Regions from separate parts of the Mus musculus genome. Here region 1 is linked to region 2. Evidence: chromatin loops called from intact Hi-C (ENCODE). Cell type or tissue: heart. All regions are shown on one strand. Each heading gives the region's core, and the rest is flanking DNA. Links, peaks and the distances in the headings are about the cores only. Region 1 holds the start of Gpr4 (G protein-coupled receptor 4). Region 2 holds the start of Vasp (vasodilator-stimulated phosphoprotein).

Region 1 (16,393 bases), core at 5,269-13,268, 63 kb after region 2:
AGCTAGCCTGTGCTGATTGCCTACTCCTCCTTTCAGCAATCTCCAATCCAGTGAGCTTCTTTCAGTACTCATTCCTCCACACTCTCTCCCTGACTGGCCTATGGTGTCTTCAGCTCCTCTTCCATGTCCTTTTTCACTCCTACCCACCACTCCTACAACCATCTCACAGCACTGTGTTTGTAGCCTGTTGCCTTCTGTCTGTCTGTAACTTCTTCGGGGACAGGAACCTTGAGTGTCAAGTGGGCTGTTGTATTACTCATGTGAGGGACAGTCCTTGCATACAGTAGGTGCTTAACAAGTGCCTGGGTATAGAAGTCATTCCAGAAGCCTAGAGGCTGGGAGAGCCCGCCCAGTGCTTCTCCCACTGGCTGTCCCTTGCCTCCTCCCAGACTCTACCCCAGGCATCAACAAGCCCTGGGGAGCCTGGGGGAAGAGGCTGCAAGCTGCGAGGAGATTAAAGTGCAGGACCCATCTGCTTCCTGATTGACTTGGAAAGGTCAGGCCTGTCCTGATCCCTAAGGCCAGCACCCTGTGGGGAGTCTTTAGACACCTACCATCCCACCCCAGAGCTGGAAACTTCTGGATCCCTTGGAGATGGAATAGGAGGGACTTGTTCCTGGGTAAACCAATGGGAGCCAACCCAGCCTACCATCAATCAAAACCTCTGATCCAGACCAAGTCTTTCCCCTAGTGTCTGTTTCCTCTTTGCCCACCCCCCTCTCTGCTGGCGTGCTCTCTGCTCTCTCTCTCTCTGTCTCCCGCCCTCTTCCTCCCCCCCCCCCTTTTCCTTCAGAAGCCTTAACTTCTGCAAAAGAAGGGTATTGTCTCTACCCTAATCACATCACACATGAAAATCTTTGGTAAAATGAAGCATCTTCAGTCACATATTCAGTATCTGGGCCTGGGGATGCAGCTTACTGATAGAATGCTTACCTAGAGTCTAACAGTGGGTGCTGGGGTGTGGCTCAGCAGAAGAGTGCTTCTCTAGCAGGCACGAGGTCCTGAGTTCAATCTCTCTTACCACAAAAAGGGAACAGAAGGCTAAAAAGAGTGCCAGACACATAGCTCAGTTCATGAAGTATTCGCTTAACAAGCACGGAGCCCTGGGTTGTATCCCCAACACTTCATAAATCAGTCGCATTGGCCCAGGCCTATGATCCCAACAGGTTAGCCTGGGATAAATGAGACCCCGTCTCAAAATTTAAAGAGAAAGAAAGAAAGAAAGAAAGAAAGAAAGAAAGAAAGAAAGAAGGAAGGAAGGAAGGAAGGAAGGAAGGAAGGAAGGAAGGAAAGAAAGAAAGAAAAAGAAAGAAAGAAAGAAAGAGAAAGAAGGAAAGAAAGAAGGAAAGAAAGAAGGAAAGAAAGAAGGAAAGAAAGAAGGAAAGAAAGAAAGAAGGAAAGAAAGAAAGAAAGAAAGAAAGAAAGAAAGAAAGAAAGAAAGAAAGAAAGAAAGAAAGAAGGAAGGAAGAAAGGGTGTAATGGGCTGAGGATATGACTCAGCGTGTAAGCGACTGCTGTGCAAGGTGAGGGAGCACCTGCCTTCAGATCCTCAGCACCCACATAAAAACCCATGAGAGAGAGCTGGCTGCCCCCTGGAGCTCCCTTCTGTGGCCCCCCGGGCCCTGTTGAGACTGGAACAGGTACACAGGCAGCAAAGACATTCCTGCAGCCAACGGAAATGAACTTCCCACTGCCAATTTCCTCTCAGGGAACAGAGTCTGGCATCTACCCTGTCCTCAGCCTACCTGAGTCATGAGGATGCTAGACGTGGGGCAGAGAGGCAGTGACAGACAGACAGACAGGACATCAAACTGACCTTTCTTCTTCCTACCTGACATTTGACTACCACCACAAAACCCCCACCCCAGCCCCAGCCATCATAGAACCTCTGATTCTTAGAATTCCATGATACAGGTTTACATAGTGTGGGAACAGGAAGCTATTTTTTCCCAGGCCATATAGGGAATCTGAGGTCCAGAGAGGAAGGGCTGTTATTCACTATCTGAGATGAACAGTATCTCCTTTCCCGGTGTTTCTTTCCTTTCATTCCTGTCCTAATGTCTTTCTAGGGGCTTCAAACCCCTTTGAGAGTCTGCTAAAAATCAGAAATTGTTATTTATGTATTTTTCAAGACAGAGTTTTTCTGTGTAGTCCTGGCTGAGCTGGAACTCACCCTGTAGATCAGGCTGACCGTGAATTCTGAGATCCACCTGCTTCTGCCTCCTGAGTGCCGGGATTAAAGATGTGTGTCACCATACCTAGTTAATAAGGATTTTTAAAGAACATGCACACAGGGCTAGAGAGATGGCTCAGTGGTTAAGAGCACTGACTGCTCTTCCAGAGGTCCCAAGTTCAATTCTCAGCAACCACATGGTGGCTCACAAACATCCAATGCGTTCTTCTGGCGTGTCATATAAATAAATCTTAAAAAAAGAAGCACACAAAAGTGACCCTGGGAAGAGGTGAGCACATGCCTGACACGCATCACACACACACATACACACACATACACACACACACACACACAGACACACACATATACACACACATACACACACACACACACACACACACACACACACACACACTGACCCATCATGGCTTGGTCAGTGTTATCTTAACCCTTACGTGAGTCTTTTGGGAAGTGCATAGAAGCACAAATTCTACACCCCTGTAGGAAAAGATAAGTTAAAATATGGCACAACTTTTGGGGTGATGGGAAAGGATAGCCTGTACCCCAAGCCCCAGTTGGCCACAGCAACTAAAGCCAGAAAAATGCCTAGTCCCAGAAGCCCGCCTCTCCCAGTCCCCAATACAGCAAAATTCAAAGACATGGAGGTTGAAAAGCCAAGAGAAAGCAGTGATAGGAGCCCCCCCTTCATTCCCCCTCATCAACCCTTAGCACACTCACCACCCTCATTTCCGAAGCCACCAGGCTAGCTCCCCCTGTTTCGCTCCACCATGGGCTCCCAGTCTCCCCCATTCTGGAGGCCCCGGGGAGCAGCCAGCTCCGGTCTGCTCATTAGGGCTGAAATGTGATCAGTGTTTCTCGCTGCCCACCTGGTGCCTTGGCAGCAAGCGGAAATGGCTAGGGGGGTGCAGTCAGGCCACCTGGCTGGGCCTCAGTTTCCCCATTTCTATTAAGGAGCATCTCTGTTCCCCACCCACCCCCACCCACCCCCACCCCTGACCTCTACACCCACACCACCCAGCAGGACTGTGGAATTCTTAGAGCTACCCTGCTGACATTCTAGGATCCGGCAGTTCTCAAGTCCCGAGATTCTATGGCCAGCCCCGTTTGTGGTCGAATGTTCTAACACTCTAGAGCCTTGATTCTCTGCTTTCTGTTATTATTATCCTCGCCTTTGCCAGCACGCACACCCTTGTCAGTTTCCAATATTCCAGGCGTCTCCCGGCCCCAAGATTCTGAAGTTCTATTGTTAGAACCCTCTATGATTTCAGAAAAAAAAAGAAAAAAATAAAATAAAATAAAACACACGCTATGACTTTCATAATCTATTATTAAACCCTGGGTGATTTTTATCTTTTCCCAGCAAATGAATACACGTTTCCCTTTTCGCTCTTTGCCGAAATGAGAACGCTTTGTAAATAGGTGAACCCTACTTCCTCTTTCCCCCCACATTCCTGCTCTGACTTAAAATATTCTGAGGTGCTGAAGGTTCACAGAGTTGGGGGATCAGGATAGCTGATCGCTTGCCCCCCCAAATTATATTCTCCCCACCTCAGAAGGGACGAACCTAGAAACCCAGGCTGCTTCTGACCCCTTGCTCAGCGGTCTGGCCTCGTCCCTCCCTGTTCACACCAGCTGAGTTATTATTTGTCTAGACACAAACCAAATTATAGGCCCTGTCCCGGGGGAGCAGTGGGCTTTGAGGGGAGGGTCAGGAGACAGGGGTGGAGTTAATTCACTTGGCTTCTGTCTGTCTGTCTGTCTGTCTGAAACTCCTCCCCCTCAACCCCTCAGGCCAGGCCACCTCTGGTCCCTTTCTCTCTCCACCAGCAAGCCCTCAGAAATATCTTTTCTGCTTCGCTCTGCAAACCCTCCCTTCTGGTCTCCAGCCATTCATACCCAAGTCTGGCACAGCTCCCTACTCACTTAGCGGACCTCATTGCCCAAATTAATCCGACTTAGTGGTAGTGCAAGAATTCAGGTCTCCAGATATGGTCAAGGGAACCTAGGTCTCCGGATATGGGCTGCGGTTAGGCAAGAGTCCTAAGCCCTGAGGCTGGCGGTAACTTACTTCTGCTCTAAGTCCTCAGTTTCCCTGTGTGTAAAATGGAAGGGGCGTGGCCTGTGTGGTTCCCACAGGTGTTTTGTAGCACACAGCTGTGGGTAGCATAAACTTTCAAGATATCAGCACGCATATGCACAGATTAAAGGGCCAGAACATCAAAAGGGCCTTGGTTCTCTGTGCTTGTCAGGGTTTCAGCATTCCAGGTCCTATCTATCATTCAAAGACAGAAATTGGCCCAGGCTGGCCTTAGACTAAGATTCTCCTGCCTCAGCCTGAGCTACAGGCCTGTGCCACTACAAGAGTCTTTTGAGACAGCGTGTCATGTAGCCCAGGCTGGCCTGCAACTCCTAACCCTCCTGCCTCTCACCTTCCTAGTGCTGGGATAACAGTCAGGTACCGGCATGCCAGCCTCCAGGGCTCCCAGGTGGTCTGCGTTGGGAACCCTTGCCCATCTGACTCAGTAGCCATTCCTAGGAGAACCCCAAACCCCAAGTTGATCAAGTTCAACCTTAGAGACATGCTGGGAAGCCCTTTTGGTAGATTTCAGGGGGTGTAGCTAGTCGGAGGGTCTAGAAGGAGCGCCAAGGTGTTCCCCATCATTTACACTAGTGTCCCCAGTACGAATCCAGCTTGAGACACACACCACCACCACCACCACCACCACCACCACCACCACCACCACCACCAAAGCTTTGGGAATTCTGGAGCTTTGTCTTAGCCCGGTTGAGAAATGCTGCCCAGGAGTTCAGTTCCAGGGAAGGGGAGTAAGACAAAGCAGGAAGGAGTTAACAGAGACCCAGCCAAAATTCTGGAAGGGAGGAAGGAAGTCCATTCCCCCCCACCCCCACCCCCAGCCAGGAATTCCTGAGACAGGAGGGTGGGGTAGGTGTGACCTCAGAAGCCATGGGTGACTACAAAGTAGGTACTAGAGTCATGGTGTCACTCAGAGTCCATTTGCTCTGGATTGCAATCCCACTGTCCCCTACCCCAATCCTAAGCAGCCCCACAACCTTGAGGAAAAGGTTCCAGGATGTCTCAGGACGTAGGGAGAGTGATGGGGGCAGAGGCACTAAGAGCCAGAGAACCAGAAAAGAGAGGGTGGGAAGAGACACACTGAGATGGATATACAAAGTTGGGGTTTGTTTGAGTTGGGGACATACAAAGAAAAAAAGGAGGGGGTCTCACATAAACAAGGGAATGGAGGCCAAGGATGAGGTAGAAGGGATCCAGAGGCAGATGGGAAGAGCAGGTAGGGGACCCCAAAAGATAAAGAAATAGAGTCCATTGGGTTTGTTGCTGAAGAACACCTACAACATTTAAGGGGCTGAGGCAGGAGGATGGCCAGCCAGTTTAAGGTAAACCTGAACTGTACAGACAGAATCTGTCTATAAAACGCCAGAGGGTGGAGAGTCGGGTGTGGTGACATATACATGTAATCCCGGTATACTCTAGGAAACTGAGGCAGGAGGATTGCCGTGAATGTTAGGTCAATGTGGGCATGAGAGTGAGTTCAAAGATAGTTTATGGTATGCAGTGAGATCGAGTGTGTGTGTGTGTGTGTGTGTGTGTGTGTGTGTGCGCGCGCGCCCGCGAGACAGACAGAGAGAGAGAGAGAGAGAGAGAGAGAGAGAGAGAGAGAGAGAGAGAAATGAGAGAGACCCGGAGGCAGGGGATCTTAGGGACCCCAGGCTCAGGAGGGAGAAGCAGAAAAGATGAGTTCTCCAGAGCCGAGTGGCGGAGAGGGGTCGCTGCGGGGAGACTGAGGCAGCGGAGCGGCCACCCAGAGTCTTGGACCTGAGAAGGGGTAGAATGGGAACGGAGGGATAGCACCCACCTGCTCCGCGGCTGGGCTGGGCGACCGGCGTCTCTGACTTGGTCCCGACTCTGCACAGCACAGGGACCCGGCGGGCGCCCCCGCGGGGCAGGACAGCAGCGACAACCCCTGGCCCGGGGCTGGAGTCGGAACCCAGGCCCCGCCCCAGCCAGGCCCGCCCCCATTAACCCCTCCTCTGCCGCTCCCCTGCACCCCACCGCGTCCTCCCCCCCCACCTCAGGAACTCAAGCCTGGAAATCTCACCTGCTGCTTCAGGGGTACAATCCATTAACTCCTTCCTTACCCTCTCTCCAATTCCACACTTCGAATTTAAGCCTTCTTCTGGGAAAGGTAGCTTAGCTTGGGACCTTCCTTCCTGTTGCTTCCTTCTTTGAAGAGCCCCCTCCCTGCAGGCCTCTGTTAATAACCTTCTCCATATCCCTCTATCCCTCTAAGGGACCCAGAACAAAGGGGTTTGTCTCAGCAGACAGGCGATTGCTACTGATGCTGAACTCAATCCCCAGGACCCACACGATGGAAGGAGAGAATGGGATTGTGCAAGTTGTCCTCTGACCTCTGCATTGTCCGGTGCCATACACCTCAGATAGATAAATGTAAAGGAAAACATGTTACATGGTGGCCTCTTAAGTATCCACCTCAAGTCGAAGGAGCCTTGGGGGTCAGAGTTTAGGCCTTGCCTCTGTTTCTTCCACAGTCAAAGTAGTCAGACACAGTCCTTTTCTCAACCTGTCTCTTGTCACTTCACAGAGAGCATAATGTAAAATCTATTTTAAAAAAGTCTCGTTCTGGGGTACCTGTGCATGCCTGCACTCTCTCAGCACTTGAGAGGCTGGGACAGGAGGATAGCTGAGAGTTTTGAGGGCAAAGTGGGCTAATGAAGTTCTATCTTTAAAACGTTTCGACTTGGCTGTCCAGGACACCCTAGTCTGCCCTCTAAAAGTCTGATGTACCCATAGATCACTTCAACACCTCACTTTGCCAGGACTGTACGTTTCTATCCTTTCCTGATCATCAGCCTCCCTGCTGGCGGGAGGGCCATTCTTGAGTTCAGGTTGATTACTCTTGTGTGTCTGTTGCCTGGAAGTGAAATTCCCATTGTTTTCAGGAAGTGTGCAAAGGTTCCAAAGAGCCGCATTGCCCTCTTTTTATCTCGGTCGGTCACTTCCTGCACAAATTAGTCCTGAGAGGTCATTTATAGACTCAGGGACTTCTGATCCAACAGGAATACAGCCCTCCAAAAACAACAGCAGTGATGGTGTTTACAATTCTAGTTTACATAGTTATTTTATCTTGGCTGAGAAGATAGAACCTATGGCCTTACACACACTAGGCAAGAGCCACACCCCAGCCCTCACTGGGGAATTCTAGGCAGGGGCTCTCTCACTGAGCCACACCCCAGTGCCTCACTGGGGGATTCTAGGCAGGGACTCTACCACTGAGCCACACCCCAGCCCTCACTGGGGGATTCTAGGAAGGGCTCTGTTATTGAGTATACCACTCAGTATTGTGTTGGTTGTTTCAGACAAGATTTTATTATGTAACCCTGGCTGATTAGAGATTCAGAGAGGTCCACTTTATTCTGTCTCCTTAGTGCTTGGTTCACCATACCCAATTCTTTCTTTGTTAGTGTGTGTATAGTAACATCAGGTGCCCTTGTGTGAACATGTACACATATGTCTGTGAGGATTTGTGTGTGCATGTATGTGTGTGTATGTGCACATAGAAGCCCTTTTAGGTAGTTCCTCTTAGATTTTTTGTCTAAGATTTTGGTTTAGTTTTGGTTTCTCTATGTAGCCCTGGCTGTCTTGGAACTCACTCTAAGAACAGGCTGACCTTGAACTCAGAAATCTGTCCCCTTCTGCCTTCCAAAGGCTGGAATTAAAGGTATGTGCCAACTCATCTAATTAAAATCCTTGTTTGGGGGCTGGAAAGGTGGCTCAGCAGTTAAGAGCACTGACTAAGTCCTGAGTTCAGTTCCCAGCAACCACATGGTGGCTCACAACCATCTGTAGTGGGATCTGATGCCCTCTTCTGGTGTGTCTGAAGACAGCTATAGTATACTCATATGCATAAAATAAATAAATAAATAAATAAATAAGTTTTAAAAAAAAATCCTTGTTTATCATTACTCTGTGTAGGGACATGGGGGAGCTGGGTGAGTATCTTGACACTCATATGGGGTGAGTGTCTTGGCACTCATGTGGGATGAGTGTCTTGGCACACATGTGGAGCCTTGTGGGGCTGGTTCTCTCCTTCCACCTTCATGTGGGTTTAAGGGGCCAAACTTAGGTTGTCCGTCCGGCTTGATAGCAAATGGTTTTACCCTCTAACTCAGCTCAACAACTACAACATGCCACACTATTTACAAATGTATATGTTTGTTCACATGTATGTCTGTGCACTCTGTGCCTGCAGTACCTGTAGGAGCCAGAAGAGGGAGTCGAGTCCCCTGGAACTGGAGCTACAGATGCTTGTGAGCTGCTATGTGGGTACTGGGAATGGAACCTGGGTCCATTGGAAGGGCAGTCAGCGTTCTTAACAGCTGAGCCATCTCTCCAGCCCCACATCCATGTCCTCATGCTTGGATGGCAAGCACTTTCCTGATAGCCGTCATCAGCCATCTTGTCAGTACCCCGTTCTTTCTTTTAACATCGCAGATTAGTTTCCACCCGGTCTACAGCTTCACACTAATCCAACGACTTAGAAGGAAAAGGGAGCTGTTGTAGCACCGCTGTGTGGCCTTGGGTAGGTGACCTCACCTCTCTGAACCAGTGAATTCTCTTCTTCCAGGGAACTTAATAGGCATAGGAAATGAGCTGGTTAACCACAAAGCAGGGACACTCACAGCATCAGAGAGTTAAAGGGCAGAGCCAAGGCAAGTGTCATGGCAACCTTACATGTAAATCCCAAGAGATGAGACATGGTTTTACCCAGCCCAGGAGGGCCTTGAACTTCACAAGCAGCTGAGGTTGACCTTGAACTCCTGATCCTCCCACCTCCATTTCAGATTGTTCGAGTTACAAGTGTGAGCCGCCACGGCCTGGTTCTGAAAAGCAAGTCAGAGTGCCCAGTGGCTTGGGTGGGGGTGGGATCGCCCTCTCCTCTAGCTAACCCTAAGTTGCCTCAATGTATTCCAAGTCATGGCAGGCAAAACACAGCTCCTCTCTGAGGATCACTGGGAAACATTCACAAAGGCTGGCGCTGACGGTTTTCAGAAGGACAGAGAGACCCTGGAGAGGACCTGCAGCTATGAGACCATCACCACCCAAGCCTTCAGGGTGCAAACACAGACCGAGGAACGAAAACTCCTTCTCATCCCCTACTCTCAGACTGGAGGGGACGGGAACTCTGGTTGGGTGCAGGCTATGCACAAGGCAGTTTCTCACGACCCAGCTCAGGGACACTGAGGGGACACTGAGGGGTGGATGGAGAATCACCAGCAATTTTTCCAACTGGCCTTTCAAGGGATAATTTTCCATGCAGATCCAAAGATGACCACAAGGGGACGGCAAAACATTAAGAGCTAACAAGCATTTGTTTCTCTATCTATAGTCTGGGTCACCTTCCCAGAACTTGGATTGTTGGAATCCATTGGGGGGCTGGGGGGAAAGAAGGCTTGACCCAAGAATGTCAGAAAACAGGCCTTTAAAAGCCTAGGGAGACTTTGTCTCAACAAAACAAAACAATAACAATAAGAAACAACTTAGAGATGTCTTGGAATGGTGGCGCACAACTGTGATCCCAGAACTCAGATGGCGGAAGCAGGAGGCTCAGGTTCAACCCCCAGCCACACTGGGATTGGCATACTGTACCCAGCTCGGCTCTTTACACGGGTGCAGGGGATCTGAACTCAGGACGTCATACTTGTATGGTGTTGCTGACTCCTTCCTGGGAGAAGACCTAGGCACAGTCTAGCCCTCCTCCCAAGAGCCCAAGACAAACCGAGGCACACGCTACTCAAGTGCGCACGGGGAAGCAATGAGGGTTTCCAACCTCTGAGGGGTCTTCCCTAGCCAGCACAGGTGAGGGATCCCCGGCGGGGATATGAGTGCTCCTCCCAACAGGCTACACCAGAAAGGCCTTTACCCAGAGGGGATGATGACAGCTCATATATGCATAGATGGAGCCCCACCCCACCCCTCTGTGCAACCACTTGCAGCTTGGACATCATTGCACACCACAGTGGCTAGGAAGTGGCTGAATACTTAGGGTCTTGTGTCCCAAGGGGGTGTAAACAGTTTTAAAGCCCAGCACAGCGGGATGGAGAGGTGGCTCAGCGGTTAAGAGCACTGACTGCTCTTCCAGAGGTCATGAGTTCAATTCCCAGCAACCACATGGTGGCTCACAACCATCTGGAGTGGAGTCCAATGCCCTCTTCTAATGTGCCTGAAGAGAGTGACAGTGTATTCATATACATAATTTTTTAAAAAAATTAAAAGTTTAAAAGCCCAGCTGGGATGTTTCTTTTGCAAGGGAACACAGGTGAAGTCCGTAAGATGGCAGGCACTTGTCTCAGAGGACAGTCACTACTGCAGCAAGCACTTTACAGACTGCACCCTTTGCACAAGCCCTTTGAGGAAGTTGAATTCAGTAGTCTTTGGATAAGACACACTCAGCTATTCAAACACACTCTAATTGCCACTCAATAAACAGTGCCCAAGTTCCTGCCTCTGACTGAACTGGGCAAGGAGACAGCTAGGAGACAGCATGGAAGTGACCAAGAATCCTGGCTCTTCCTACCCATGGTCCAGAGAAAGTGAGAGACACAGATCTGTCCCCAACAGGCAACACCCAGAGTTGTCGAGGCCTGTGACAGGGGCCAGGAGATAGCTGGAGCCACAAGAGGCTTTATTTGATTTTATTGGAAGGAGATAACACGCATCAGAACTTCCACCTGGAATGGCTCCTTCACCCTTCTGTGTTAAGGTCTTTCTGTTGCCCCTTCCATGATACCACTTTGGTCTCAGCATCTTCTGAGGCAGGTCTGCCCTTTCCATGAGGTAGTGTTGAGGTTGTCTTGGTTTTCACTGTACCCACAACCATGCACACACATTCACACACACACTTACACACACATGTATACTCACACATATTCATGCACACATACACACTTGTGCACACACACACACACGTGCACAGGCATACACATATACACAGGCATACACACATGAACACATATGCACACATGCACATACACACATATACACTCATACATGAACACTCATATACACACACATACACACATGCATGCCACATAGGAATGCTGCTTACAAAATTTGTTTGCTTGTTTGAGTAGTGGAAGGAACATTTGTATCCTGGCCAGACATTGATAGGACAATGCCTTCAGGCCAGTAGGTTGGAAGTTTGGTGGCTTCCTTTCTTTAGTGTGTTTGTGTGTGTGTGTGTGTGTGTGTGTGTGTGTAACATTGTAGACTCATTCAATCCTCCTTTGCACGGGTCCTCAAGCCACAGGCTTGCCCTGCAAGGCATCGTTAGCTACCGAGCTGCCTCACAAACCCTCTCCAACTTATGTTTTTAACTACATTTACTTGCCAGACATGGCTGTGCACACCTTTAATCCCAGCACTCAGGAGGCAGAGGGAGGTGAATCTTAGAATTTGAGGCCAGCCTAGAACATAGAGTTCTAGGACAGCGAGGGCTACACAGAGACCTTGTCTCAAAAACCAAAACCAAACAAACAACAAAACAAAAGAAAGTAAGGGAGACTGTCTTAAAGACCAAAGTAGATGGGGCTGGAAGGACGGCTCTGGGGTTCAGAGCACTTACTGCTCCAGCAGAGAACTCAGTTCTGTTCCCAGCATTTACCTTGAGCAGCTCACAACTGCTTACAACTCTAAATCCAAGAGACCTAGAGCCCTCTTCTGGCTTTCAAGGGCAGCTGAACACATGTGTAGTCATAGTCATAGATACACACACTACTACATAATGTATTTTTTAAAATTACAATAAAATCAATTAAATGTTACTGTAAATTGAAATCTCTTTTAAAAAAAATATAGCAGAGAGCAATTGAGGAAGACACCTGATTTTGATCTCTGGCCTCCATAACACACACACAAACACACACACACACACACACACACACACACACACACACACACACCCCAAATAAATAGACCAGACTCCAGACATCTCAGTGCATAAGTCTGTATTTCTGAATGATATAAAAGAATAAACTTAAAAAAAAATACCCCAAACCAAACACCAATGGCTCCCACAAGGCATGGTGGCCCATTCGTCCCACCCCGATAAATAGAGACCTCTGTCTGCTCCCGCCCGCCCCATAACCCCCTCTTCTATAGACATACTCTGGGTATATATTACTGTACTCCGCAATAGACATCTCCCAAAAATAGATCTCAACCCTGCCACAGGACGCTACCCTGGCCCCACACCCCTGCTTCAGGCCACCCGCCACTGCAGCACGCTCGTGTCTTTGCCCCCAGTGGTTAGGGCCATGCTGTCATCCCACAAGAAGGCCACATTAGTCACATGGCTGCTGTGTCCACCGTATTTGTGGCTGAGGGCCTGTTAGAAGCGAAGAAGAGGGAAAAAGAGGTCAGAAGAAAAAAACACTACCTGGAGACTACTGCTGTTTTCTTCTTTAGTGCCACACATAAACATGTGTGTGCACGTGTGAGTGTATGTGTGTGTATGTGTTTGTGCGTGTGTGCATGTGTGTGTGCGAATGTGTTACAGGTTTTTACTGTATAGTCCAGGTTGTCCTAAAGCTCATAAAGCCCTTGCTTCATTTTGATTTAATTTATTTGTTTGTTTATTTATGGTTTTGGTTTTTGGAGACAGGGTCTCCCTATGCAGCATTGGCTGGGTATCCTAGAACTTCCTTTGTATAGCAGGCTGGCTTTGAACTTAAAAAGATCTGCCTGCCTCTGCTTCCAGAGCTGAGATTGAAGGTATGCACCACTACTTGATTTAATTTTTAATTACATGTATATATGTGTGTCAGAGTATAGGTTTGTACAGTTGCCCATGGAGGCCAGAAGAATGTGTTGGATCTCCTGGAGCTGAATATAAGTCAGCCCCGTGATGTGGATGCTGGGACTTGAACTCAGGTCCTCTAGATGAACAGTGCATTCTCTTAACTGCTGAGCCATCTCTCCAGACACCCCTCCCTTCTTGTGTAGGCGTATGTGTACATGGATGTGCAAGTACCACAGAGCAAATGTGGAGGTCAGAAGATAACTCATAAGGGTTGGTTCTCTCCCTCCCTCTGCTATGAAGATCTTGAGGATTGAATTTCAGCCATTAGGTTTGGCAGTGAGCACATTTACCTGCTGAAGATATGGCGCAGTGGTAGAGCCCCTGCCTAGAATCCCCAAGTGAGGGGCTGGGGGCGTGGCTCAGTGGTAGAGCCCCTGCCTACAATCCCCAAGTGAGGGGCTGGGGGCGTGGCTCAGTGGTAGAGCCCCTGCCTAGAATCCCCCAGTGAGGGGCTGGGGGCGTGGCTCAGTGGTAGAGCCCCTGCCTAGAATCCCCCAGTGAGGGGCTGGGGGTGTGGCTCAGGGATTTGCCTAGTGCGCAAAGACTCTATTCCGTCTTCAGCGCTGAGGATAAAGGACAGATAAAACTTGTAAAACCTGGTTTCACTGAACGAATTACCATTAAAAGTGGGCTGTGGCGATCTCCCGTGGGGAGACTGTGCCCACACTCAGTATGGTTTACTTTCCTCTTTTTTTTCTTGAAGGCCACACTTAGACTCTACAGTCTTTCTTTTGAGTGCCTCTCTCTTAACCCTCATGCTTAAGTTACAGGTTAAGAACATCGACTGCTCTTTCAGAGGTCTTGAGTTCAATTCCTAGCAACAACATGGTAGCTCACAACCATCTGTAAGGGGTCTGATGCCCTCTTCTGGTGTGTCTGAAGAGAGCAATGGTATACCCATATATATAAAATCTTCATTAAATCCTAGCCCTGCATCATTAAGAAAAAACGTTGGGTGTGGTCAGGAGCAGACTCTTCCAGCCTGGGGCAACTCCTCTCAATAGCCATCTGGCTCTGTAAAAAATTGGTCTTTGTTCTGGGCCCATAGGGAAATCCTGGGTGCTGGGAATGCAAACCCTGAGCCCTATAGTCATACACCCAGCTTAGTGAGGACAGTGGCCTCTCAGATCTTATTTGTCCAGGCACACAGTAAGTGCTCATTTAATGCTTGTAAAAGGAGAGTATGCAATAACCCCAGAGCTATGGGTTTCATCTCTGAACCCTGGGAAAGACCCTGTGCCATGAAGACATCCAATAGCTGTGGGGAAACTACAGTTCCGAGAAGAGTAAGTAAGATGAACAACAGCAAAAGGCTAGGGAGGCAGCTGAGAGGGCAGAAAAGCACTGGGCTCCATCTCTGGCAACACATAAACGTGGGCTGATGGTGCACATCTATAATCCTAGCTCTGGGGAGGCAGAGGCAGGGGGGTTGGTGGGAATTGAACATCCTTGGCTATAGCGGGACTTTGAAGCAAACCTGGGCTATTTGAGACCCTCTTCCAAAAATAAAACATATATCCCCACAAAGGAGTGAATAGGCCTCCAATCCCACACCCTTAGGCTCTCCAGAGAGACTCACTCTCGGCTGACAGCAGGGGTAGCTGAACAGGTGCACTTTGCCAAAGTCGTCAGCAGAAACCAGCAACTTCCCATCATGAGAGCGGGCCACAGCATTGATGTCTGTGCCATCTGCTCCCTCGGGCCAAATCCCTGTAGACACGACAAGAGAAATGATAAAAATGTGCTTGGAAGCCAGGCATAGTGGAAGGAAAAGAAAAAAAGTTGAAGACCTCCTTGGGTAACTTATGGAGGGGTGTCTCAAAAAGTTGAAAGAAAGAAAGAAAGAAAGAAAGAAAGAAAGAAAGAAAGAAAGAAAGAAAGAAAGAAAGAAAGGAAGGAAGGAAGGAAGGAAGGAAGGAAGAAAGGAAGGAAAAAGCGGGAGTTATAGTTCAATGGCGGAGTCCCTGCCTAGAACCCCCACAGTGAGGGGCTGGGGGGTGTGGCTTGATCCTCCACACCCCAGCTTAAATAGCTCTCATTCCAGGAGGTCCTCCCTAACTTCTTCAAAGAGTTGGCCCAATACCCCTTCTCTAGTGCTACTTCACCTTTCTCAGCTACTCCCTATGTGGGTCACACTGTTTGGAGAGAGCTTACTGTCCTCACTTGACCGCGAGCTCCAGAAAAGCAGACCTGAGACTGTCATGATCACCACTATATTCCAGCACCACCTAGGCCAATGGTGCTCATGCAGCTAGTGACAATGGCTTGGGGACCTGAGGGAACAGGTAACTTAGAGGGGCTTTGGCGTGGAGCTCTCTGAGTCAGGTGCCTCCCATGAATTTAGTTTCATTTTAAGCTCTGAGGGACTTTAGAGGTAATTTCCCTCAGTTCTTCCTCTTCTGCTAGTACCATCCAAACAGTTATAGAGTGAATTCCCGGCCTGGAAGCCACCCGTATATAAGACTATGGAAATCACAAGTCAAGGTTATTTCTCAAGAGTTCTGGTCCTCAGTGGAAACTTCCCCATTCCAGAACTTACCAAACACTCCAAAACCCAACACACAAGTGGCGGTAGCCCATTCCACGTTTCTCACGGTGTCTGCACTGGTGATTTGCTTACAGGTGACGGGGTCCCCTGGGGCAGACAATCAGGAGAGGTGTTAAGGGCCTGAGGTACTACCTAACTAGCCAATCTATTTCCCAGCACTGAGGTTCAAGACATTCAAGACAGAGGGGTTGAAGGTCCCTGACTTATTTCTGTCTCCCTGGACCAGCTGAAGGCTAGATTTTGGGTGCTGACAGGCTAAAACCTGAGCTGGGTATATTTGCATAAAAGCCCTGCTGTCCATTCATCAAAGCCAAAGGGAACTAATAGGGTGCGCCAGGAAAGCAATCACATAGCTAGAGATTGCAGTTTCAAATCCAATCAGTTTGGACTAGCTCAGAGACCTGTATGCAAATCACATGCAAATAAGCGACAGAAGAAAGGAAACTGGCTAGTGTCAGAGAACTCACAGTACAGAATCTCGTAGTCTCCAGAGTTGGTGACAAAGCAGGTGCTGTCCTGGGCCCAATCCAGGTGGGTGATAAAACTGGAATGGCCCTGCAGGGGACGCAAGGGTCACTTAGAGCATAGGAGAGGGTTGAGCCAGGGAAAGGGGATGGATTAAATCAAGATTAGGAGGCAAAATACACAGAGTGGGAACACATTGGACTAGAGGGAAGGATACACAGGCCTTCGGAGGGTGGGGGCGGGGCTAGACTACCAAGGGCGGGTGAG
Region 2 (16,393 bases), core at 4,425-12,424:
ATGCAGCCTAAAATGGCTTTCAACTCCTGATCCTCTTTCTCCCACCCCAAGTGCTGGGATTACAGGCCTGTAATACCATGTCTGGCTTGGAGGCCATCTTTGATCAGAAAACACCCAAAAGGCAGAAGCAGGAAAATCAAGGAGTTCTAGGCCAGCCTTGGATACAATAGTGTTTGAGTCCAGCCTGGGCTACATGAGGATCTGTCTCAAACAAACCACAACCAAACAAAAGGGCTTGGGAGGTGGCGCTCAGCCCACATAGGTGTAGAGCTTTGGTTTAGGCAGTCTACGGTCAGAGGAGGTCCTTTAGTCCAAGACGTGGGTTCTAGAGTTGAAGTCTCTGCCACTGAGCTGAGTCCCAGGAGATCTGACACCGTTTTCTGACCTCCAAGCACACATATGGTACATATGCATGAAGGCGGAACACCCATACACATAAAATAAATAAATTTAAAAATAACCTATAAGAAAAAAAGCCAGTTAGGGTGGATAGGCAGATCTCTGAGTTTGAGAGCCTGGTTTACATAGAGATTTCCTAGCCAACCAAGGCTACATAGTGAGACAATGTCTCAAAAACCGATAACAACAAAAACAACAACAACAGTATTACTATTATTATCCATGTAAAATAGTGTGTGCGTGACCTAAGATAGAGCTCAGTGGGTAAAGGCAATTGCTACCAAACCTGATCTGAGTTCGAGCCCCAGGACACACAAGGTAGAATAGGAAAACTGACTCTCACAAATTGCCCTCCGATCTCCACACGCATTAAATGAGTGTAATAAACTTTTAAATAATGTGTTATACCTGTAAAATAGATTGCAAATAACTTGCTTTTATTCGCCAAGCTCAATCAGCCCCTGACCCAGAAAGTGTGGGGAAAGAAAAGAAATATTATATATGTATATTTTTTTCTTTACATATATTTTACATATACATTACAATATATTTCTTCTACACTAAGAGATATATATATCTCTTAGTGACCCGACTTCAGGCCAGGTCAAGGGATAGGAAAGAGATTTACTTGGTTTAAAGTCTCACAGAAAAGAGATTAGGGAAGGCGGGGACAATGAGGGAACCTTCCTGATCTCCTGGCCGGAGGATGGCGGCCTTTGTCCGCCTGCTGGAGCGACTCGGATGGGCCGCTCGAGCTCAGCAGGTGGTGGAGCAAGAGGTGGAGGAGGAGTGCAGCGTGCCTGGTGCGTCTGGGAGTCTCCTGGCTGCGCCCCGGTGTTGGCAGAGGCTGCACAGGGGTGCAGCGGCCACATCCGGCCTGCGCTTCGGGGCGAGCGCCGTTCAGGGCTGGCGCGCACGCATGGAGGACGCGCACTGCGCTCGGCTGGCTTTGCCCGGGCTGCCATCAGGATGGGCTTTTTTCGCCGTCTTGGATGGCCATGGAGGAGCTCGGGCCGCGCGCTTCGGAGCTCGCCACCTCCCAGGTTACGTGCTGGGGGAACTAGGTCCTGCGCCCCAGGAGCCCGACGGCGTGCGCCAGGCTCTTCGTAGCGCCTTCCTCCAAGCAGACGCGCAGCTGAGCGCTCTCTGGCCCCGCGGCGACCCCGGTGGCTCAACGGCTGTGGCTCTGCTCGTGTCCCCGCGATTCCTCTACCTGGCACACTGCGGGGACTCGCGCGCGCTTCTGAGTCGCTCGGGCTCTGTGGCCTTCTGCACCGAGGACCATCGTCCCCACCGGCCTCGGGAACGCGAGCGCATCCACGACGCCGGTGGCACAGTCCGTCGACGGCGCGTGGAGGGGTCCCTGGCCGTGTCGCGAGCCCTAGGTGACTTCGCCTACAAGCAGGCACCGGGGAGGCCTCCTGAGCTGCAGCTCGTGTCCGCTGAGCCCGAGGTGGCTGCGCTGGCACGCCAGGATGAGGACGAGTTCGTTCTCCTGGCTTCTGATGGCGTGTGGGACGCTCTGTCTGGTGCTGATCTGGCGGGGCTAGTGACGTCGCGCCTGCGTCTGGGCCTGGATCTGGAGCTACTCTGTGCGCAGCTGTTGGACACATGTCTGTGCAAGGTCCTGGGGCCACTGCATTTGGGAAGAAGGGGTTTCATTGATAAAGAGTGGGGCTGAGCTAGAGGGTGTGAGTGACTTGGGTACTTCTTGGGCAGAGCAAGAAGGATGCTCTGAACCGTGATGGAGACTAGAACTGGCAGATAGGCAAATGGGACGGATTTAACAGAAGGAGCATGGCCTCGAGGATTTGTGCTAGGACTTCAGGCTAGTCCTGAAGTGTGTCTGAAACAGGAAGAGTCCTTAAATAGGAAGAATTTAAAAAGATTTGGCTGTCTATTTTATTTAAATTGTATTACATTTTAATGTAGTGTGTGTGTGTGTGTGTGTGTGGTGTGTGGTTTACCACATCATGCATGTGTAATTCAGAGAACATCTTATGATAACCAATTCTCTCCTTCCATCAATGAGTCCCAGGGATGGAACTCAGGTTGTCAAGCTTGGTGTCAGGCAAGCGACTTTGCCCATGAGCCATCTTGCTGGATTGTGTCTGTTTTCGTTAATGCAGTATCGTGGCTAGGCCAGGCAAAGGGCATGGTCCTCCGAGAGATGAGTCCAAAAGGGAGAGAGCTTAGATTAGATAGGGACGGATTGGTCAGATCCGTGAGGGAGACTCCCAACACTAGAATTTCTGACAAGCCATGCCCTCAAAGGCATGGAATCCTGGGACGGAGCGTTTGCCCCGCCCACCAGGGTCTTTCTTTTTCCTTCACTTTATCCAGGGAAGTCTGGACAATATGACCTGCATGGTGGTCTGCTTCCCTGGGGCCCCCAGGCCTTGTGAGGAGGCAATTAGCAAGGAGATGGCTTTAGACGAAGCCCTGAGCCACAAAGTTGCTGGTGAGCAGGTCAAATGGCCAGTGGGAGGGGTGGCTGGCCAGTGTGGGCTGTTGGCTCACCTCCTCCTCCTTCTCCTCAGAGCTGTATGCCTCTGCTCAGGAACCTCCAGGCCTAAACACGGTTTTCAGGACCCTGGCCTCAGAGGACATCCCAGGATTGCCTCCTGGAGGAGGGCTACACAGCAAGTGAGCAGGGGAGGTAGGATGGGGCAGGGTGACGACAGGACCAGGTCTCCTGAAGGCTTCCCTTTGCTCTTTAGGGCCGCTGTCATTGCTGAAGCTTACTCTAAGCTGCATCAGACCCCAGGGGAATGTCAAGAGGTAAGGCAACCTACCCTGCATCTTTGCCCACTCGCCTCACCCCTGCTATTCCAGCGCTCTGGAGTGAGGAACTTAGGTAAGGCAGTTGAAGGCTACTCTGGACTACATGTGACTCTGTTTAAAAACAACAACAAAAACAAAAAAGGAAAAAAATAGGGAGAGAGAGAGAGAACTAGGGGAAGGTACGGGAGAGATGGCTCAGTAGTTAAGAGCATTTGTTGCTCTTGTAGAGAACTCATGTTTATTTCCCAGAATCCATATGGCTGACAACTCTAGTCCCAAGAGATCTACCACCCTCATCTGGCCTCTGCACACATGTAGTGTACGTATACATACATGCAAGCAAAACACCCATAAACTTAAATTTTTTAATTAAATTTAAAAAGAAAGAAACACCAGGGGGCAGGAGAAATGGCTCAGTGGTTAAGAGCACTGGCTGCCCTCTGTAGTGGGATCCTATGCGCTCTTCTGTCATGCCTGAAGACAGCAACAGTGCACGCATGTACATACCATAAATAAGTTTTAATAAAAAATAAAAACAAAAAGAAAAGAAAGCCGGGCATGGTGGCGCACGCCTTTAGTCCCAGCACTCGGGAGGCAGAGGCAGGCGGATTTCTGAGTTCGAGGCCAGCCTGGTCTACAGAGTGAGTTCCAGGAGGCCGAAGTGGGTTGCTTCTCTCTCTCTCTCTCTCTCTCTCTCTCTCTCTCTCTCTCTCTCTCTCTCACATTTTGTGTTTCAGGAGGAGTGGTGAGATGGGGCGGAAGCCATGGGCGTCCACTCAAGCCTTGAACTCAGGCCTGACAGCGGCCATCCTCAGGGGACCATATGCACATCTCAGGGGAAATCTGTGCTTCCCTACGAGGAGAGCCAGGGGAAGGCAGGCCAGCCGAGGAGGAACTTCAACTCCTTGTTTCCTCTTCTGCTTCTCCCTCACCAGTCTCATGAGGGGGAATTCCGCCATCTCCCAACAGCAGAAAACCCAACTAAACCCCCTTCTTTTTCTCCCCCTTAGTATTTAAAGCCAAACAGATCTTAAGTGATCAGCAAGTAACAGCCTTTCTATTTTTTTTTTAACCTATGCTACAAGGAGGTGGTGATAGACGTGATTATGAAATTTTACTTAATAAAAGTAACTCCAAATGCATTCCCTTTCTTCGTTGTTGTTGTTGTTGTTATTGGTGTTCTTACTATTTATTTTGAGTGTGTATGCTGTGGCTTACATGTGAAAGCTGGAGGGCAGTGCTCAGGAGACTGTTGCAGGGTTCTCAGGATTGATAACAAGCTCCATTACCTGCTGGGCCATATCGTTGGGCTGGTTTCTTTTCTTCTTTTCTTTCTTTCTTTCCACCCCCCCGCTGTGTGTGCTCCTTATTTATTTATTTATTTATTTATTTATTTATTTATTTATATGTATCTGAATCTTTTGCCTGCAATTTATCCATGTGCATTGCATGTGTGCCTGGTGCCTGCACAGGCCAGAAGAGGGCATCAGATCCCTTCATACTGGATTTACAGAGGGTTGTGAACGTCTTCCCGGATGCTAGGAACCAAACCAAATTCTTCTGCAAGAGTAGTAAGTTCTCTGAAATGCTGAGCCATCTCTCTCCAGCACCCCTTTAATTTTTGTTCTGCTCATAGAGCCCAGGAAGGCATTGAAATGGAAGCCTTCCTGCCTCCACTGCTCATGTGCTGAGATCACAGGCATGTGCCACTTCATCTGGACCCATAAGTACATTTTTCTATTAAAAGTGGTTTGTTGCCCCAGATATTCAGGCACCAGCTTGTGAGTCCAGCACACCTGGGATTGGGACAAAGATGATCGACGATCAGGATTTGGACAGTCTCACACACACACACACACACACACACACACACACACACACACACACAAATATCAGGGCTGGAAAGGCTCTCTGGTTAAGAGTGCTTGCTGCACAATAAGGATCTGGTTTCAAATCCATGCAAGCAGACATCGTGCAAATTCCTGAAATCCCAGCTGCAAGGGATCTGACACCCTCCCTGGCCTCCACAAGTGTGCTGATGCACGCACCAGCATACACTCCTGTACACACACTCCATTCATTGGTTAAATTAGAAATTAGTTGTGCTGGGCATGGTGACCCATGCCTTTGAAAACAGACTCAGAATGCAGAGGCAGGTAGATCTCTGTGATTTCGAGGCCACCCTGGTCTACATAAGTTCCAGCTCAGCCAGGCCTAAGTAGAGACAAAACAAAACAAAAGAGTGATTTGCATATTCCCTGGTCAGCAAATGTGCAGGGAGCCACTGTCCTGTCATCAAGCCCTCTTCATAGCTGTGGGCCAGCTGTGAGATCCTGGAGGCCCAGTGCAGATGACAGCCATGTTTGAGGAGACAGCAAACAAGGGGAGCAATAAATAATAAATAATGTCAAAGAAAAAATGCAGGGGAGAAAAGGGGAAAAAATGAGCAAGGAGGTTCACTTGACATTATTTTTTCTTTTTTTTTCAAAATCTTGGGCTGAGTAGAATGCTCAGCAGGTACCCCGAAGACTGACAGAGTCTGATAATCTGGAACCCACATGGTGAGGGTCAGAGGACAACTTGCGGGTGCCGATTCTGTCCTTCCACCATGTTGGTCCCAGGAATTGGACTAATATCCTTAGGCTCTGGAGCAAGTGTCTTTACCCACTGAGACACCTCTGTGGTCCTGCTTTTGTATTTTAAATATGTTGTAAGAAAAAAGATGTGCCAGGAAGTGGTGGCGAGCGCCTTTAATACCAGCACTTGGGGTTGGGGTAGGGGGCAGAGGCAGGAGGACTTCTGTGAGTTTGAAGCCAGCCTGGTCTATAGTGCAAGTTCCAGGACATCCAGAGCTACACATAACCAGAGAGAGAAAGGAGAGAGAGGAGAGAGAGAAAGAGAGAGAGAGAGAGAGAGAGAGAGGAGATTAATTGGTTCCTCGGGATGAGTATGCAGCTGAGTGGAACAGTCTTGCCTAGTGTGCAAACCCTGTGCACACACATGTGCACACAAACACATACACACACAGAAACACAAATGACCAGGCTTGCTATGCTTCAAGGGTTTCCACAGGGACTTTCTATTTGTGTGTACGTGTTTGTGTGCACATGTGCCCCTGTGTGCATGAGTATGTGGTGGAAGTTAAAGGTGGGCTTCAGGAACATTTTCCTTCACTGTTCTTTGCCTTATTTTAGAGACAGGATCTCAGCAAACCTGGCGCTCAGGGATGCAGGTAGCCAGTGAAGCACTGCAATCTGCCGTGTCCCGCTGCCTCCAGTACTGGTGATGTTAAGAGATGTATTTTTATATGGGTACTGGGGACCCCATACCCAGTCCTAATGATCACAGAACAGGCACATCACAGTCTGAAGCTGTGTCTCCAGGCCTGTTAAATGAGACTTTTACAGGAAAAAAAAAGCTAGCTTATGCTTTAATGAAGGCGATATGGAGCTACACTCTTCCCATTTCACAGAAGCTCACATGCAGTGTGGTTCTCCTTTAGTTGGATAACTGTTGTTCTAGCTTGGCCTTGTTGAGAACACAGAAGCCGATAAAAATCTGAGCTTGTTGTGGTGCACCCAGAGCCTGAGGGGCTCGGAGAATTATAGCCCAGTCCAGACCAACCTGTGGGTGGTGACTTCTCAGGGGATCAGAGGACCCTTCCATGGGGGTCACTTGAGACCATAGAAAACCACAGATAGTTACATCACGATTCATAACAGTAGCAACATTACAGTTATGAAGTGGCAAAGGAAAATCGTTTTATGGTTGGGAGGTCACCACAACACAAACTTTATCAAAGGGTCACAGCGTTAGGAAGGTTGACAATCACTGTCTTAGATGGATGCATGTGTGGGGGTAGATTACCCAGGGTTTTATTTTTCAGACAGGGTCTCACTCTGTAGCCCTGGCTGACTTGGATCTCACTATGTAGACCAGGCTGGCTGACCTGGAACTCATTATAAATAGTCAAGGCTGGCCTCTAATTCACCGAGACCTACTTTTACCCCTGCCTCCTGAGTGCTAGGGTTAAAGGTGTTGTGCTACCACATCTGGCCCATTTGTGGTTTTGGTTTTTTTGTTTTTTATGTGCACGGGTGTTTTACCTGTATGTATGTATGTCTATGTACCACATATGTGTCTGGAGCCTGTGGAGGCTAGAAAGGGCAATTAGATCTTTTGGAACCAGAGTTACATGTGGTTGTTAGCTGTCATGTGGGTGCTAGGAATTGAACCTGGGTCCTCTGCAAGAGCAGCCATTGCTCTTAATTGCTGAACCATTTCTCTATCTCTAGCCAATAAAGGAATTATCTTAAACCACAGATTCTTGTGTTTGCTTTTGTATATACTTGTGTGTGTGGTGTATATATGTGGTAGGTTTTGGTTTTTTGTTTGTTTGTTTGTTTGGAGACAGGGTTTCTCTGTATAGCCCTAGCTGTCCTGGAACTCACACTGTATACCCTGGCCTCGAACTCAGAAATCCGCCTGCCTCTGCCTCCCAAGTGCTGGGACTAAAGGCGTGCACCACCACTGCCCAGCCCATTTGTGGTTTTAATTTTAAGATTTACTTGTATTATTTTTAATTATATATGTGTATGGAGGTGGTGGGCATGCACATATGAACGTAACCCTATAATTACAGTTATTAGCCCTGTAAGTGTTGGGAATTGAACTTGGGTCCTCTGCAAAAGTAGCAAGTTTTTTTTTTTAATTTATTATTATATGTAAGTACACTGTAGCTGTCTTCAGACACACAAGAAGAGGACATCAGATCTCATTATAGATGGTTGTGAGCCACCATGAGGTTGCTGGGATTTGAACTCAGGACCTTTGGAAGAGCAGTCAGTGCTCTTAACCGCTGAGCCATCTCTCCATCCCCCCCCCCCCTTTAACTGCTGCCCTACTTCCACAGGCCACTTTTGTTCTTAAATATATAACCTCAGATGACGTTAAAGTCACCCTGTAGCCCAGGTTGGCCTCAAACTCGTGATCCTCTTGCCTCAGCCTCCTGGTTTGAGCAGGACAACTAACTGGTGTACTAGATTTTTTTAGAGCAGAATTACTGTAAGAGTTTGGCCTGAAGGTTGAGGTTCTTACAAGTGAAGGACAACAGGGAGCCAGCATAGCATCCAGGAAATGGATTGGCCAAAGGCCACGTGGATTGATTCTCGTGAGTTTGGGAGCGGGGGGACCCAAATAAGCTAAACCCATTCCCTGTCTCTGAGCCTCAGTTTCTCGATCAGTAAGTCAGGAACTGCCATTTTCTTAGAGTTACCGCCTTTCAGCCGGCCAGGTAGAGCTCTACGGGAGGGGCGTGTCTGCATGATGATGTAACTCTGGGCGGGGCCTATGGGTCCCACTGCGGAAGGCTTGGGGGAGGGGGGGCTCGACTCAGCCCGGACGTGTTGGCGGGGAAGGGGCTCTAGAGGAGGGTCTCCGGGCCTCTGAGCCTGCCGGATTGTTGGGACGATCCTACTACCCTCCGTGGGCAAAATTAAGCTGTAGCTGGGCCCGCGTGGGGAGCAGATCGGGGTCTCACCACCAACCCTTCGCTCCTAGTCTATCCCCCACCCTTACCCCCGCCCCCACCCCAACCACGACCCGGCCGCGGTGAGTCAGCGGCCCGCCGCGCCCCCTCGCTCACTTCCTCCACACCTTCCCCGGGAGGGTGGGGGGCGGCGAGGGGTGGGGCTCGGCCTGAGAAGCGAGATCTGGGGAAGAGAAGTGCGGAAGTGTTACTTAAAGGTGGAAATTGATGAGATCCCTTGCTTAACCAAGGGTACCCCCATCCCCCAAAAAATAAACTGAGAAGTCCACGGAGCGAGTTGGAGTGGAGAACCTACACCCCCAGATCTCTACTAAAGAATTTGATAGTGGAGACAGCTAGAGATCAAAGAAAGGCCCCTTGTCTCTTCCACCAAGCTTTCCCCTCCAACTCCGGAGTGAGGCTCAGGGTGCACCCCCACGCCACAAGACCGGGAAAGGAGTGCAATTGCGGAAGCCCAAGGTTCCGCGTTGCCTTTTAAACGCTCTCCATCCCCCGCCTGGAGGCGTCCACGGCCCCTTTAAGGCGCAGGGAATTGTGGGTACGGGGAGTGGAATTTTGGAACGAAATGTAGCAAAGAGAGTACAGTAGTAAGAGTAACCGCGTAGGTGCAGCCGGCCGAGGGGGTGCGCCGGCGAGGTTCGGACGCTGCACCCCGCTTTCCATCGCAGGGGATCCCAGCACATCAGAACACCGGTGGGAGGAGGCGCCTGAAGACCCGCCCCGGCCCGGTCCACGTTCTCCCCAGGAAGCTGGACTCTATGGGGCGGGACCCCGAGAGAGACTGAGCAGAACCTGGAGCCAGCCCCGCACCCCTGCACTTCCAATCAGGGGCGCCCCGGGAGCACTCCCCGTGGGCGCGCCGCCCGCCCTCCGCGCAGCCATGAGGTGAGCCCCGAACCCTCCAGCCGGGTCCCAGCCGGGAGCCGGCTCCGCGCCCCGCCTTTGTCCCCCTCCCCCCCTCCAGCGCATTTGGGGCTAGATTTAGGGGACACAGCGCTTTGGGCGTCCCAGATCTGAGCCGGTGCCTTCTGGAACGATCTCTAAATATCGACACCCCGTTTCTCCACACTACTCCCTAAAGGCTTGGGGCGGTGCCGGCTGAGGTTCTCTTGATGGCTTTCAGGTTTAGGGGCGCTCTCGGGACTCAGAATTTGAAGACTTTTGGGGGGAGCACCTCTGAGTTCTCAGATAGTCAGATCCTCGCAGGGATGATCTAGTATAAGCGGGCTCAGAGTTACCGCCCCCAAACTCAAAACCAGGTGGGAGGCTGGCTAGAGAACCCTAGCCCTAAAACTCTTGAGTCTCAGGTTGTGGTTGGAATTCGGATCCTTGCGTCTAGGGCACTGGATGAGAGTCCCAGAGTGGAATCGCGGTCCTTAACTTTAGGGGCACTTCTTGATGTTCCTAAATTTGGTGGACACCGAGGTTCTCCTGTGGAGGAGTTCTTGGGAATCTGGCCCACGGGGCCTAGAGGGTCTGGATGGGACTCTTCTCCCCTTAGGCAACCAGGTTGGGTCCTAGGGCCCTGGAGCACTCCAGGCCCAGGGCGGCTCCTGGACCCCCGGGCCAGAGGACGGTTCTGGTCCCCCCCCCCCAACCTGGTGGCCGGGGAGGGAGGGGGCGCAGCAGCTGGGGGAGGGGGGCCTTTGTCTTCCTGACTCACCTGTCGAGACAGCTGGTGTGGGGGGCGGGCCCCCGAGTGAGCACTGTGGCCAGCTGCTTTCCCCACACCACAGTCCCTCCCCCTGGGCTCAATGTCGCTGGGTGTTACCCCCTTCCCCAGGCCGTGGGATTGGAGGAGGGGGCGCTGGAAAGCGTCAAGGTCATAGCCTTCTCCCTCAGGGACCCAGGCTCACTAGCTTCTTCCAGCTCTCTTCCTAGGAATTTAATCTTGTAGGTGAGGGGGATACAAAGATTTTTTTTTTCTTTTTTCTTTCTTTTTTTTTTTTTTTGTATGTCTTCCCTGGGACTTGCCCTGAACTCCTGGGCTCACCTGAGGGCGGGGCCTGGCCTGACAGAGGCCTCCCCTCCTCTCAGCCCCAGCCACCCCCACCCCCCCATAATCTCTCCCTTGGGGCCACATCTTGACAATACTGTCTCCCTTCCTCCACTTTGGCTGGGACTTCCTGCCCCAAAGCCCCTGGCTGGAGGAGGAGTCTCCTGGGGACAGTTTGGGCTTAACCTCCCATGTGCACATCCTCCAGTCTTGCCCTCTGACATCTAGGTGACATTCCTCTCTAGGACCCTGAGCTAGGACCCCTCCCTCCCTCCCGGCCTCCCAAGTCTGTCCCTTGGCTTGTGGGAGTGTTGGGATTTGGAGCAAGAAGGGGTACATTGAGACACCCTGGAGACTTCCTGCCTGGCCTTCCCTCCCCCATGGGAGCTCTGTCCCCCTAAAGGGGGTCAGTTCCTCCACTGCGCCCCGCTGCCCCCAGCCCCGCCCCACCCCCACCCGTTTCCGGTCCCAGGCCCGGTGGAAGGCGGATGGCGGATGTCCGAGTTAGTGCCGCCTCACTCGCTGAGACCGTAAAAGGGCAGGAGCAACGTCTAGGCCGGCCCCCTGCACTCCCACCCCCAGCCCCGGTCCTCCTGCAGCCCGCCCCGCTCTGGCTGTGGCCAGTGCCAAACCTCCCTCCCTCCCCTGAGGGTAGGCACAAGTTGAAGGAATCCCCCACCCTCTTAGGAAAGGGTCTCCCTCGTCCTTGGTCAATTGCTGGGCTGTGTCACTTCTCCAAGGACAGCTAGGATTAGAGACAGAGACCCCGACCCATTCCTTATTTCCTTATTCCCAGCTGGGTAAACTGAGCCCTGCCCCCAAGACTTTGAATCTTGGCTCCAGCGCCCTCAGAGGTCTTATGCTGTGGTGGGGAAGGGGGCAGGACTGGTTTGACTGGGGACAGCCCTAGGGGGAGTGGGAAGGGAGGTGGTTGAGATGGAAAATTACAAGATACGGTTCTTTTTCTCCCAGTTTGACAAATATTTGCCGAGTGTCTGCTGCATCCGGGAGCTGGGAAAGGCAGAGAAGGGGTCAGAGGTCTGAGGGCTCTTGGGCAGAATTCTGAAAGAATGTGCCTCACTCCTTTCCTCTTGCAATAACATGAGCAGCGGTTCTTCTTTTCTTTTCTTTTTAAGTGATGTAGCAGGTTCAATCACTCTTCCTGCCAGGTGGGGTAATATGAGTCTGGTTCCGTTTTAAATCTCCACCGCAGTTGAGTGCAGTGCTAGTACAAGCATGTGCTCCCGGTCTTACCCCCATTTTACAGGTAGTAAAACTGAGGTGCAGTGGTGTTAAGGAAATGGCCTGTTAAAGTTTAATGGTTTGGGAGTACGATGTGGTGACTCATGCCTCTAAGGCAGTACTCAGGAGGTGACTACAGGAAGACCAAGAGCTGGAGGCCCTTGGGCTATTGAGTCCCAGTCTCAAAAATATATGAAAATCAGTTTAGAGGTGGTAAAAGTTTGAATTTGTACCTAGGACTGTCTAAATCTAGTAGTATTACAAAAAAAGAAAACTAGAACCATCTATGGGTTTGGTTTTTTGTACAAATAACATACTTTTACCATTAACACTAACCTCCCATAAGGTCATCCTCTGCTACATAGCAAGTTGGAGGCCAGCCTGCATCAGAGACTTAAGAGTTCAGTGTGTGTGTGTGTGTGTGTGTGTGTGTGTGTGTGTGTGTGTGAAAGAGAGAGAGAGAGAGAGAGAGAGAGACAGACAGACAGACAGACAAGGTTAAGGGTGCAAGGAGATGGTGGGTTAAGGTTGTGGGCGGGTAGCAATAGAGGGGACTACCAGTATTTGGCCACCTCTGTCCTCAGAGGCTCCCTCACTCTTAGGGTTCCCAGCTGCCAAGGTGGAGTCTGTCAGCTGCAGGGTTGTGGGTTTGAGTCTGTGTTGTTTCCTTTTATCTAATGGACTCAGAGTGTTGGGAACTCCAGGTCTGGGAAACTGAGGCATGGGACATGAAGCTACATGGAAGGAGGGCAGGTCTGGAACCGGCTGCCCAGGGAGGAAAGAGACTCACCTTCCACTGTGAAGTTTCTGGGGATCGAACTCTGGTTATCAGGGTTAGCAGCAAGCACCTTTACCCACTGAGCCATCTTGCCAGCCCTTCACTGCTCCCATGGATTCCAGATCCTCCTGCCTCCATCTCCCAAGAGCTGGGGTCACAGGTATATACCTCCTGTGGGGATTTTCCACTCCAGCTCCTTGTTGGGACAGGGTCTCACCATGTGACCCAGGCTGGCCGCAAGCCTACAAGGGCTGTCCTGCCCTTGCCTCCCAAGTACAGGGCTCTCCAGCCCAGAACTGCTACCCTTTATTATCCTTTGCCAAAACATCGGGTCCCCAAGGATCCCTTTGGCTCCCCAGTGCATCTCAAGAACCTAGAGTGGTACCCAGCACTAGGCAGTACTCAGCAGTTGTAAACAGCAGACTCAACAGTAGCTGCTGACATTTTGAAGGTCGACAACACTGTTCCAAGCATTGGGCTCCAATTTCCCGACGAACTACTCAGCAATCAGATGAGCTAGATTCAAGCCTCAGCCCCTTGACAGATGATGAAATGCAGGCACAGAGAGGTGAAGACACTTGGGCAAAGATCACACAGCGAACGAACGAACAGAGAGGCTCCCTCTTGAATTCATGTACATTGAAAGATGAGAAAACAGTCTGGTTGATAATTTTAAAAGGGCAAGGTATGAAGGAAGAAGTGTAGATCATGGGGGTGCTGCTTTAAAAAGGTGGGACGCCTAAATATACTCACTCATAGGCAAGTGATGTGCGCAGCTTCTCAGGTGACAGGGGCCTGGGGAAGTCACACTTCCAAGGCTTCACGCTTTTGACCTACATTCACATTTATTTCTTAACCTTTTCTTTTTTAAGGATTTGGAAAAAAAAATAGTTTATTTTGACTTCGGGTGTGTGGAGGTCAGAGGACAGCTCCTGGTAGTCTGTCTCTCCCTGAACCAGCCTCGAGCTCAGGTCCCGAGGCTCAGAGGCAGGCACCTTCAGCTGCTGAGCCATCTTGCCGGTCCTGGTTTGGTGTTTCATTTCCTTGAGACAGGGTCTCACTGTGCGGCGCAGCCAGCCTGGCCTGCTGGCCTCAAACGTGAGATCCTCTTGCGTCAGCCTCCTGAGTGCTAGGATGACTGGGCGCAGGCCCCATCCAGCTGAGGCTGGTTCTGGTTTTTGTTTTTATCCTGGGCTTGAGTTACAAGGGTGTCTCGGAACAAAAGATTGTCAAGCAGAAAGGGGGTGTGCAGATGAAGTGGTCAGGGAGGAACTCTGGGAAGGGAGGACATCTAGGCAGAGCCGGTGGTGGTGGTGGTGGTGGTGGCTGGGGGTGGGGGGAATGTGCAAGTGGAAAGGGGATGTTGGAACGGAATGTAAAGGTTGGAACAGACTGAGCAAAGGCAAGAGGGAAGGAGAGACTGGAGCACAGGGGACCTCACAAACCTTGGATGGGGAGGAGACAGGATTTGGGGAGGGGTTGGGGGAGTGGGTGAAGGGGTGAGTGGGAGGGGACAGGGACATGGGGACGGATTGGACTCTGAGATTGGGTCTTAAGAAGGTCCTTCTATAAGATCATCTTTAAGGTCTAGTTGAGGTTAGGACCCAGCCCAGGGTTATGCAGACAGCAGTATTCCCTCAGTACTAGAGCCATGTCAGGGCAGGACCACCTGAGAGGCCAAAGTGCATCTGGGTGGGGCAGTGATGCCGAGTCTACCCTGGGCGTGTGGCCAGAGTTGGCTCTGGGTGTGGGTGGCAGGTGTGGGTGAGGCTTCAGCCCTGCCCTGCCAAGGGTGCCTGGGCCAGAAACAGTCCCTTGAAGCTATGCTTGTTTCACGTGGCCCCTGATGTTTGGGAAGGACCCACAGCTCCGTCTGCGGTTAAGAGTGGGGTTAAGAGTGGGACCTGGCAGCCAGCTCATCTGACATCAGAGCCTCTCTCTGAGCTGCTCTGTGCCTGTGTGACTGAGGATAGAACACTCCGCCTCTCTGGGCCCTCTCCGCTGTCTGTATCCAGGTAGAGTGCCATCCACCCTGAAGGGACACAGTGGGACAGGAGGAGTGACCTAGCTAGGCTTGAGGCGTGGGCCCAGCTAAAGAGCTGGTAATAAAGCAGCATACATGCAAAGCTGGGGTGTCTAGCCCCCAAGGGGCTTTCCCTGATAAATTCTCACAGCATGGCGTCACGTCCCAGCCCCCAGCCCTGCCATTGTGGGGTGAAGTTTCTCTCCCCTGGAAACCACAAACTTCTTCTTTTCAGGAAAAAGCCTGGTGGAGATGGGGTGAACTCCCCCCACTTCCCCTGTCTGGTGGGGGTGGGTGGGGCCTGAGCTCCCCCCAACTTCCCCTGTCTGTATGTGACCTTGACCAAGTTACTTCCTGTCTGCAAGCCTTACTGCCTGCCCTGGAGAACTGAGTCTTCCAGGAGGACAGGTGTGTTTGTGGGGGTCTTGTGTGATGGAGATGTTCAGGGAACCCTAGTACTGATAGTACTGAGCACTCAGTACTGACTGGGTGAGTGCAGGGTGCCTCAGTGGTGACAGTGACCAAGCCCTCAGTACCCCAGTGTATACTAGGTACTGTGCCGTGCCTAGTACTTTAACCAGATCACAGCCTTCAGGAGGTAGGGACCATCATGTCTTCCCTAAGTGACAGATGAGAGACATGAGGAGCTCTCTGGTCATGTGGAAGAAGGGTTTGGTGGAGAATTTGAACCAAGGTCTGTGGTATCTGACTCTATATTTGAGCTGTTGTTTTCCTACATCAGCCAGTGGCCTCCTCGGCACTGCCCCCCCCCCCCAAGGCTGGACCAGCTGCTCCCTGGTGGCAGGGCAGTCTGTCTGGGCCACCTCTGTGTCTCCATCCCCAGCCACAGGGTGTGACAGTGCAGCCAGGAATTTGTGCCAAATGGCTGTTTGGGCCCTGGGGAACCAGATGGACCAGGTGGCCAATAAATGTGGCCTCAGGGGAGGCAATTCCAGGGCCCTGGGATCTGCCCTCACACTCCGCCCTTCTTATCTGACCTGAGGTGGGGGTGGAGAGGTGGTAGAGATAGGGAAACTAAGGCCAGGCAGAGGCTGTTCTCGGCTCACTCCCGGGCCGTCTGCTAGTCCTGGCAGCTCTGTCCTTTCTAGTCGGCCTGTATCCACTTTTGATTAAGGCTGTAGAGGCTGAGCCCAGGACCTCGAGCAAGCTCTCTGGTCGCCAGCTCAAGCCTTATGGACCCTACTTTATCTCTTTTCTGCCTCTTCCTGTGTGTGGCCTGCCTATCTGTTCACTACATGGTACTACTCACCTATCAACCTATCTTCTTTTATAGTACTGTGGATTCAACCAAGGGCCCGGGCCAGCAAGCTGGGCAAACACGCTACTATTGAGCCACACCCCCAGCCCCTCATTGGGGTTTCTAGTCAGGGTCTCTAACCACTGAGCAACACTCCCAGTCATGCATGTACAGCCACACCCCTGTATATTCATGTACAGGCTGCAATCAGTTCCTGTATCTACTATATGGATCTAAGGAGAATGTGACTGGCCCCTCTGTTTTCTCCCCTGGCAGCGAGACGGTCATCTGTTCCAGCCGGGCTACTGTGATGCTTTATGATGACAGCAACAAGCGATGGCTCCCTGCTGGCACTGGTCCCCAGG

Evidence for each region. Peaks named below come from ENCODE experiments on the same cell type or tissue, not always from the same donor. Only the 100,000 strongest peaks of a DNase experiment are listed, where the experiment ranks them.
Region 1: a loop joins it to region 2, with 2.9 times the contacts of the local background. A loop is called at or near these places in 4 of 42 quality-filtered maps.

The regions. Positions count from the first base shown.
Region 1 is chr7:19,202,332-19,218,724 of GRCm38, reverse strand. It overlaps Eml2 (echinoderm microtubule associated protein like 2), which reads right to left. Exons shown (of 22, transcript NM_001347582.1): 19 at 16,129-16,216; 20 at 15,653-15,748; 21 at 14,693-14,823; 22 at 12,243-12,639. The coding sequence ends at 12,514. It overlaps Gpr4 (G protein-coupled receptor 4), which reads right to left and starts at 6,187. Exons shown (of 2, transcript NM_175668.4): 1 at 6,091-6,187. RefSeq lists an enhancer at 1-1,746. In heart, for the core only: CTCF peaks have their summits at 6,164, 8,509 (motif pointing right) and 9,585 (motif pointing right); DNase peaks (open chromatin) are centred at 6,144, 7,244 and 7,314; H3K4me3 peaks cover 1,139 bases; H3K27ac peaks cover 765 bases; H3K27me3 peaks cover 517 bases.
Region 2 is chr7:19,264,737-19,281,129 of GRCm38, reverse strand. It overlaps Vasp (vasodilator-stimulated phosphoprotein), which reads left to right and starts at 9,276. Exons shown (of 13, transcript NM_009499.3): 1 at 9,276-9,616; 2 at 16,305-16,393. The coding sequence starts at 9,612. Ppm1n (protein phosphatase, Mg2+/Mn2+ dependent, 1N (putative)) reads left to right here and starts at 1,081. Exons shown (of 5, transcript NM_177691.3): 1 at 1,081-2,023; 2 at 2,743-2,860; 3 at 2,940-3,045; 4 at 3,120-3,180; 5 at 3,921-4,323. The coding sequence starts at 1,106. The coding sequence ends at 3,932. In heart, for the core only: a CTCF peak has its summit at 4,660 (motif pointing right); DNase peaks (open chromatin) are centred at 8,649, 9,369, 10,889, 11,219 and 1 weaker place; H3K4me3 peaks cover 4,070 bases; H3K27ac peaks cover 4,383 bases.